Regions from separate parts of the Homo sapiens genome. Here region 1 is linked to region 2. The links are chromatin contacts, found by Hi-C or POLR2A ChIA-PET in ENCODE. All regions are on one chromosome and are shown on one strand. The core of a region is the stretch at or near the end of the contact, and the rest is flanking DNA. Distances in the headings are between cores, read along the strand shown. Region 1 overlaps UST (uronyl 2-sulfotransferase). Region 2 has its middle 110 kb from the start of UST.

What was found. Hi-C counts contacts between places; a loop is a spot of excess contacts on that map. ChIA-PET counts read pairs that join two places held with the same protein, here RNA polymerase II (POLR2A). Pooled maps may share reads with other maps.
Region 1: a loop to region 2 is called in a map with no recorded cell type, with 7 times the contacts of the local background. The contact joins two enhancer-like sites. A Hi-C loop is called at or near these places in 8 of 37 single-sample maps with no recorded cell type and 10 of 50 pooled maps. POLR2A ChIA-PET finds 5 or more read pairs at or near these places in 2 of 52 experiments (AG04450 and activated CD4-positive, alpha-beta T cell).

Annotation. Positions count from the first base shown.
Region 1 is chr6:148,758,542-148,761,241 of GRCh38, forward strand. The region is part of intron 1 of UST (uronyl 2-sulfotransferase); the gene reads left to right. It overlaps LOC107986659 (a long non-coding RNA gene), which reads right to left. Exons shown (of 2, transcript XR_001744408.2): 1 at 2,291-2,700; 2 at 1-1,438. Among named protein-coding and RNA genes, the nearest start is that of UST, 13 kb to the left of the region's middle. RefSeq lists an enhancer at 2,177-2,700. Within about 2 kb of position 1,375, at least 10 of the 41 ENCODE cell types and tissues checked have a DNase peak (open chromatin) inside an H3K27ac peak, as active enhancers do.
Region 2 is chr6:148,636,496-148,639,195 of GRCh38, forward strand. No RefSeq gene overlaps it. Among named protein-coding and RNA genes, the nearest start is that of UST, 110 kb to the right of the region's middle. Within about 2 kb of position 1,281, at least 3 of the 41 ENCODE cell types and tissues checked have a DNase peak (open chromatin) inside an H3K27ac peak, as active enhancers do.

The sequences.
Region 1 (2,700 bases), core at 125-2,624, 120 kb after region 2:
CTGTGCCTGCTCCCAGAACTTCCCCCATTCATGACGAAACTACCACGTCCAGTAGTACGCCCACTTTCTTTTCTCAGTTCCCACTTCCCTCTCATTGACAGTCAGAGCAAGAGCAGTGAACCGCAGAAGCAGATCTTGTGTCTTCACTTGCTTGTTTCCCAAGCTCAGCCTCTCTGTGTTGCCTTGCTCTGTTAGCCTCCAGTAGGTGTTGCGGCAAGTGAGAGCCATACCATCTGGCATGGCCAATCACCCAGTTCCTTGAGCAGTTGAAGGCAAATGCTGATTTTACATTATTTCGTAGAAAGTTGTATTTTGTTTGGGGACCTTAAAAACCCTGACCTTGTCATCCAGCACAGAGCTTCCTGCTTTAACACAAAGGCTGTTTGACATGAATGCCTTCCCATTGGATAAACAGAACCGTCAGGCAGAGCCATGCGGCTGGATGGAGGGGGCACTAGGCCTGGGTGTGCAGGGTGACCCGACAATAAGTCAGTTGTCGGTGTTAAGTCATGTGAGCCTCCAAGGCTTCAGTGTCTTCATCTCTACAATGAAGGAGTTTCATTAGATCCATGATTCTCAGCTGTTTCCGTTCCTTAGGACCCTCATCCATAGCAGTGTTTCCATAGGGTCTTGACTGTCCCTATGGGAATACATCTCAGTGGCCAGGAGAGGGAGAAAGGGCATGGCATTGGAAGTCCTTTTAAAAAAGTCCCTGAGCTCACGCCTGTAATCCCAGCACTTTGGGAGGCCGAGGTGGGTGGATCACGAGGTCAGGAGATCGAGACCATCCTGGCTAACATGGTGAAACCCCGTCTCTACTAAAAAATACAAAAAAATTAGCCGGGCGTGGTCGCGGGCGCCTGTAGTCCCAGCTACTAGGGAGGCTGAGGCAGGAGAATGTCATGAACCCAGGAGGCGGAGCTTGCAGTGAGCCGAGATCGCACCACTGCACTCCAGCCCGGGCGACAGAGCGAGACTCCATCCCAAAATAAATAAATAAATAAAAATAAAAAAATAAAAGAATGCGGCGTACGCGGTGGTTCACGCCTGTAATCCCAGCTCCCTGGGAGGCCGAGGCGGACGGATCACAAGGTGAGGAGATCGAGACCGTCCTGGCTAACACGGTGAAACCCCGTCTGTACTAAAAATACAAAAAATTAGCCGGGCATGGTGGTGGGCGCTTGTAGCCCCAGCTACTCGGGAGGCTGAGGCAGGAGAATGGTGTGAACCCGGGAGGTGGAGCTTGCAGTGAGACAAGATCGCACCACTGTACTCCAGCCTGGGCGACAGAGCGAGACTCTGTCTCAAAAAAAAAAAAAAAAAAAAAAAAGTCCCTGAGGTAATTTTTCTGTGCACTCCCAGGGGAGAGTGTTTCTTTTCTCTTGAGAATCACTGAAGTAGATCGTTCTAAGATCTCTGCTGTTCTTCAAATCATGTGCTGAAAGAGACAAGAGGTCATATAATTGTAGCAACTGAAACAAATATAAGGCTATTTTCTTTGGACCCAAACACTTATTTTAAAAATTGCAGAAGTCAAGTGACCAAGGCAAGTAGAATACACAAAAACATTTTAGGCCATCGTTGTCATTTTCTGAGTCTTAATCATAGTTAAATTTTTTCTAAAATTAAAATCAGCAGTGCGTTTCCTCCACCTCCGCCAGAACTTGCTCTAGAAATTAGGGGAAGCAGAATGTCCCCAGGAAGTCCTAAGAGAGAAGAAGCAGAGTAAGACATGGGTTTCCAGAGTTTAGAGTCTCACTATGTGATAGGTGAAAGCTGTGTTGTTGATGAGGATTTGCACAGCCTCCTCCCGGTTGCCTGCTACTGACCATCCCATTTCACTGTGGGCAGCTCCAGTGGGTAAGAGGGTTCTTCACAGTGTGGTGAGCTACTCCTTTCTAGCCTCCATCCATTTTTTGCTGTTCTTCTGGAAGCTATATAGGCTTGTCTATTGGACTTTATAGTCTTCAAATAATTGAAGATACTAAAATGACTATTATGTCTACCCTGCTCTGCTACACACATAAATCTTGTCCAGACAAATAGGTCTGTTTACCAGTACTTTCTCATCAGAAGTCATTTGAAGACACAGAAAGTAAAAACCACAAAGAAAAAAAAAACTATATTAAAGTGAAAGCTCAACAGTAACACCCCATAACCATAGCAAAACAAAACAAAACAAAACAAAACAAAACAAAAAAAAACCACAAACATCTCCCCAGGAAATAGAACTAATATGCAGGTCTTTAAAAGTTCAGTTTATCAATGAGAAAAAGATAAACCAACTCACGAGATAAATGGGCAGAGTACAGGAGCAGTCACAGAAGAGGAGACACGGCTGGCCAGTAAGCACAAAGAGAAATGAAATGGTTTTGATTCCCTTACACATCTTAGCCCCCTTCCTCTGTCTACATGGCCCGTAAAAGCCACAGAACTGAACAGTTTTCCAGTTCCCTCAGTGAGCCTGCTTTGTGCAGTGGTATGTTACTGTCAGAAGGGATCCTCTTCGAAGCTGTGGTATTTGAGAATGACTGCTCCTCCCACCGCTTTTCTGAGGGTGTTAGCAGGAGTGCAACAGAGCCTTACTTCAAGGCCCCCAGCGGGCTGGCTGGAACCCTGCTTCAGCTCCTCCAAGCACGTGCGGCCAAGTTCTGGGAGCCACGTCGATGTGGGTTGATGGGTCCCCTGAGACGCCCTCTC
Region 2 (2,700 bases), core at 31-2,530:
CCAATATGACAGGTATCCTTATAAGGAGAGGAGATTAGGACACAAACACACAGAGAGAAGACCAAGTGAAGACACAGGGGGAAGATGGTCATCTGCGAGCCAAGGAGAGAGGCCTCAGCAGAAACCAACCCTGCTGACACCTTCATCTTGGACACATAGCTTTCAGAATTTTGAGAAAATAAATGTCTGTTGTTTAAGCCAGTCAGTCTGTGGCACTTTGTTATGGAAGCTCTAGAAAACTAACACGGGGGCCAAATCCTATCCCACCTCCAGCAGAAGGGCATATGGCAAAATCTGGCCACTGCAAGGAGAGAAATCTAACATTCAGAAGCAGCTATAGCTGGAAGGTAACTTATTTTTAGGGAAATCTAAGCTTATGAAAACTATCTGGGGTGTACTATGTGAAGAAAAAACAAATATTGTGAATGCAAAGTTAGTCTACAGGATCCTAGCAGGATGTAAATCGCTAATAAAGCATAAATTTTCCTTATGAATAAGATAAAATAAAAATTTTAGCAGTAGGTGTGGTTAAACCATTTATACATAAAACTAAACATTATTAGAATTACATGCTGAAGAGGCCAAAGTACTTAGTTATTGTCACTATTATCATAATAATGACTTAATAGTGATAAGAAAAATCTTAACTTAAAAATCTGGGTGTTTTGGTTTAATAGGGTACTTCAATTTGAACACTAAGTAGACACGATTAGTTAACTGGGGGCCTTTTTCTCCAAGTCTAACTCATTGAAAACTCTCATTAATCTTATTGACTGCTTCCTGGAAGGAAGGCAGGTGAATAGGACACACAGGGAATGGCTTTCAAAGAACTATCTTCCCATCAAAGACACTTCAGTATTAGATAATAAAATGCCTTAAAATACTTTTTTAAGGCTCCAAAAAACCAGTAATGAGCTCTGGAGGCCTGTGTGCTCTCTTGCTCATTAGGCTGAGTAGATATTGTTATAAAAATTGAAGCCCATTTTATCTCAGTGGTTGTAAAGTAAGACTGGAATGTAAATTCACTTCTCAATGAACACAGATTGCCTTCCAAAGAATGCCACTACCATTGCCTCTTGCCTGAATTTAGAAGAATATGAATCATTGAGATTGAATAGACGTTAGTAGTTTGCTATATTTGCTTCAGAAAGAAGGAAGAATAAGAAAGGAAAAGAAGGGAGAAGAGGAAAGAGAGAAAGAAGAAAGAAAGAAAGAAAGAAAGAAAGAAAGAAAGAAAGAAAGAAAGAAAGAAAGAAAAGAAAAGAAAAGAAAAGAAAGCAAGCACGCGCAACTTCCTGTTTCAGTTTCAATGTGTAAAGTGCTTGGGAGTCATCACTCCCATTCTCACAATAAGAGAAAAGCTGAACAAACTGAAAATCAATGACTTTTCTTAGATCTGTCAGAGAATTGAGATCACAAGGCAAGCTACCTTCACGAAACTAGAAAGACAAACAAAATCACAGCCAAGTTCAGTTTACCAGGAGCAGAAGCTGCTGTGGTCAGTAACTAATGAAAATATTAAATGGTAATTTTGACAAATTCCAGGAGGCTGAGTGTGGTCTAGCTTAAGAGTTAAAAGCTCCTGGGTTCCAATCTTAGTGAAGCCCCTGACTTTTGTGGGTTTTACCTCCAGGAATTGCACCATGTTCTTTGATCACAGAAAAATCCCTTCCTGTTTTAGGAAGGAGGGGAAAGTAACCTTTTTGAAATATGCCCCTATTAAAGGTAGCCATTTTGAAATACACACAGAGTGTTCACCAAAGTAGTTCTTTGAAACAACTTTACTATAGCCTTATCTGACCTGAGGAAAGGACAATTAGACAGTCCTAGCCTCCATCTTCACCTCCACCTCCCAGTTTTCTTGTATCACAAAGGAGATGGAAAAAATGGTTAAGAAAGACTTCTGAAGGTCAAGCCCAGGGATTCGGGCCCACTAAAATATTGAGATTTAATCATAAGATTATAGAACACTTCCCTGCCCCAGCATCTTAACACCACATCCACAGGACTCTATTATGGATTATAACATGACAGTGGATTACAACTGAGAGAACTGTAAGACACAGACTCTGTTTAAGGAGTTCATAGGAAATCCAAAGACAACAGAGGAGCAAAATAAACAAGTGAACTAGAGGAAACGGAAGCCTCTGGCACCCATAGCCACAGCAAACATTAAACATGGTCAGCTCCTAGCCAGGCTAACATAGAACCTCACATTAAAAGCCTAGTGACCTCAGTTCCTATTACCCAGTACATTATAGCTGCCTTTCATTAAAAAATTACAAGTCATGATAGAAGGTAAGAAAAAACAATCTGAAAAGGAAAGGCAAGCATCAGAATCAGACTCAGATATGACATAGATTTTTAAATATCAAATAGGGAATTTAAATATAACTAGTATGTGAAGGTCTCTAATGCAAAAAAGTAGACAACCTGCAAGAACAGCTAGATGGATAATGTAAGCAGAGAGGAAACTCATTCTATAAGGCCAATATTACCCATATGCCAAAGCCAGGTAAATGATTACAAGAAAGGAAAAAAACTGAGATATAGAAATCCTCAACGAAATGGTAGCAACTGAATCCAACATAGACCTAAATGTTAAATGCAAAAGCTATAAAACTTCTAGATGATAACAGGATAAAATCTAGAGGACCTTGGATTTGGTGATGGATTTTTAGGTAAAACATCAAAAGTACA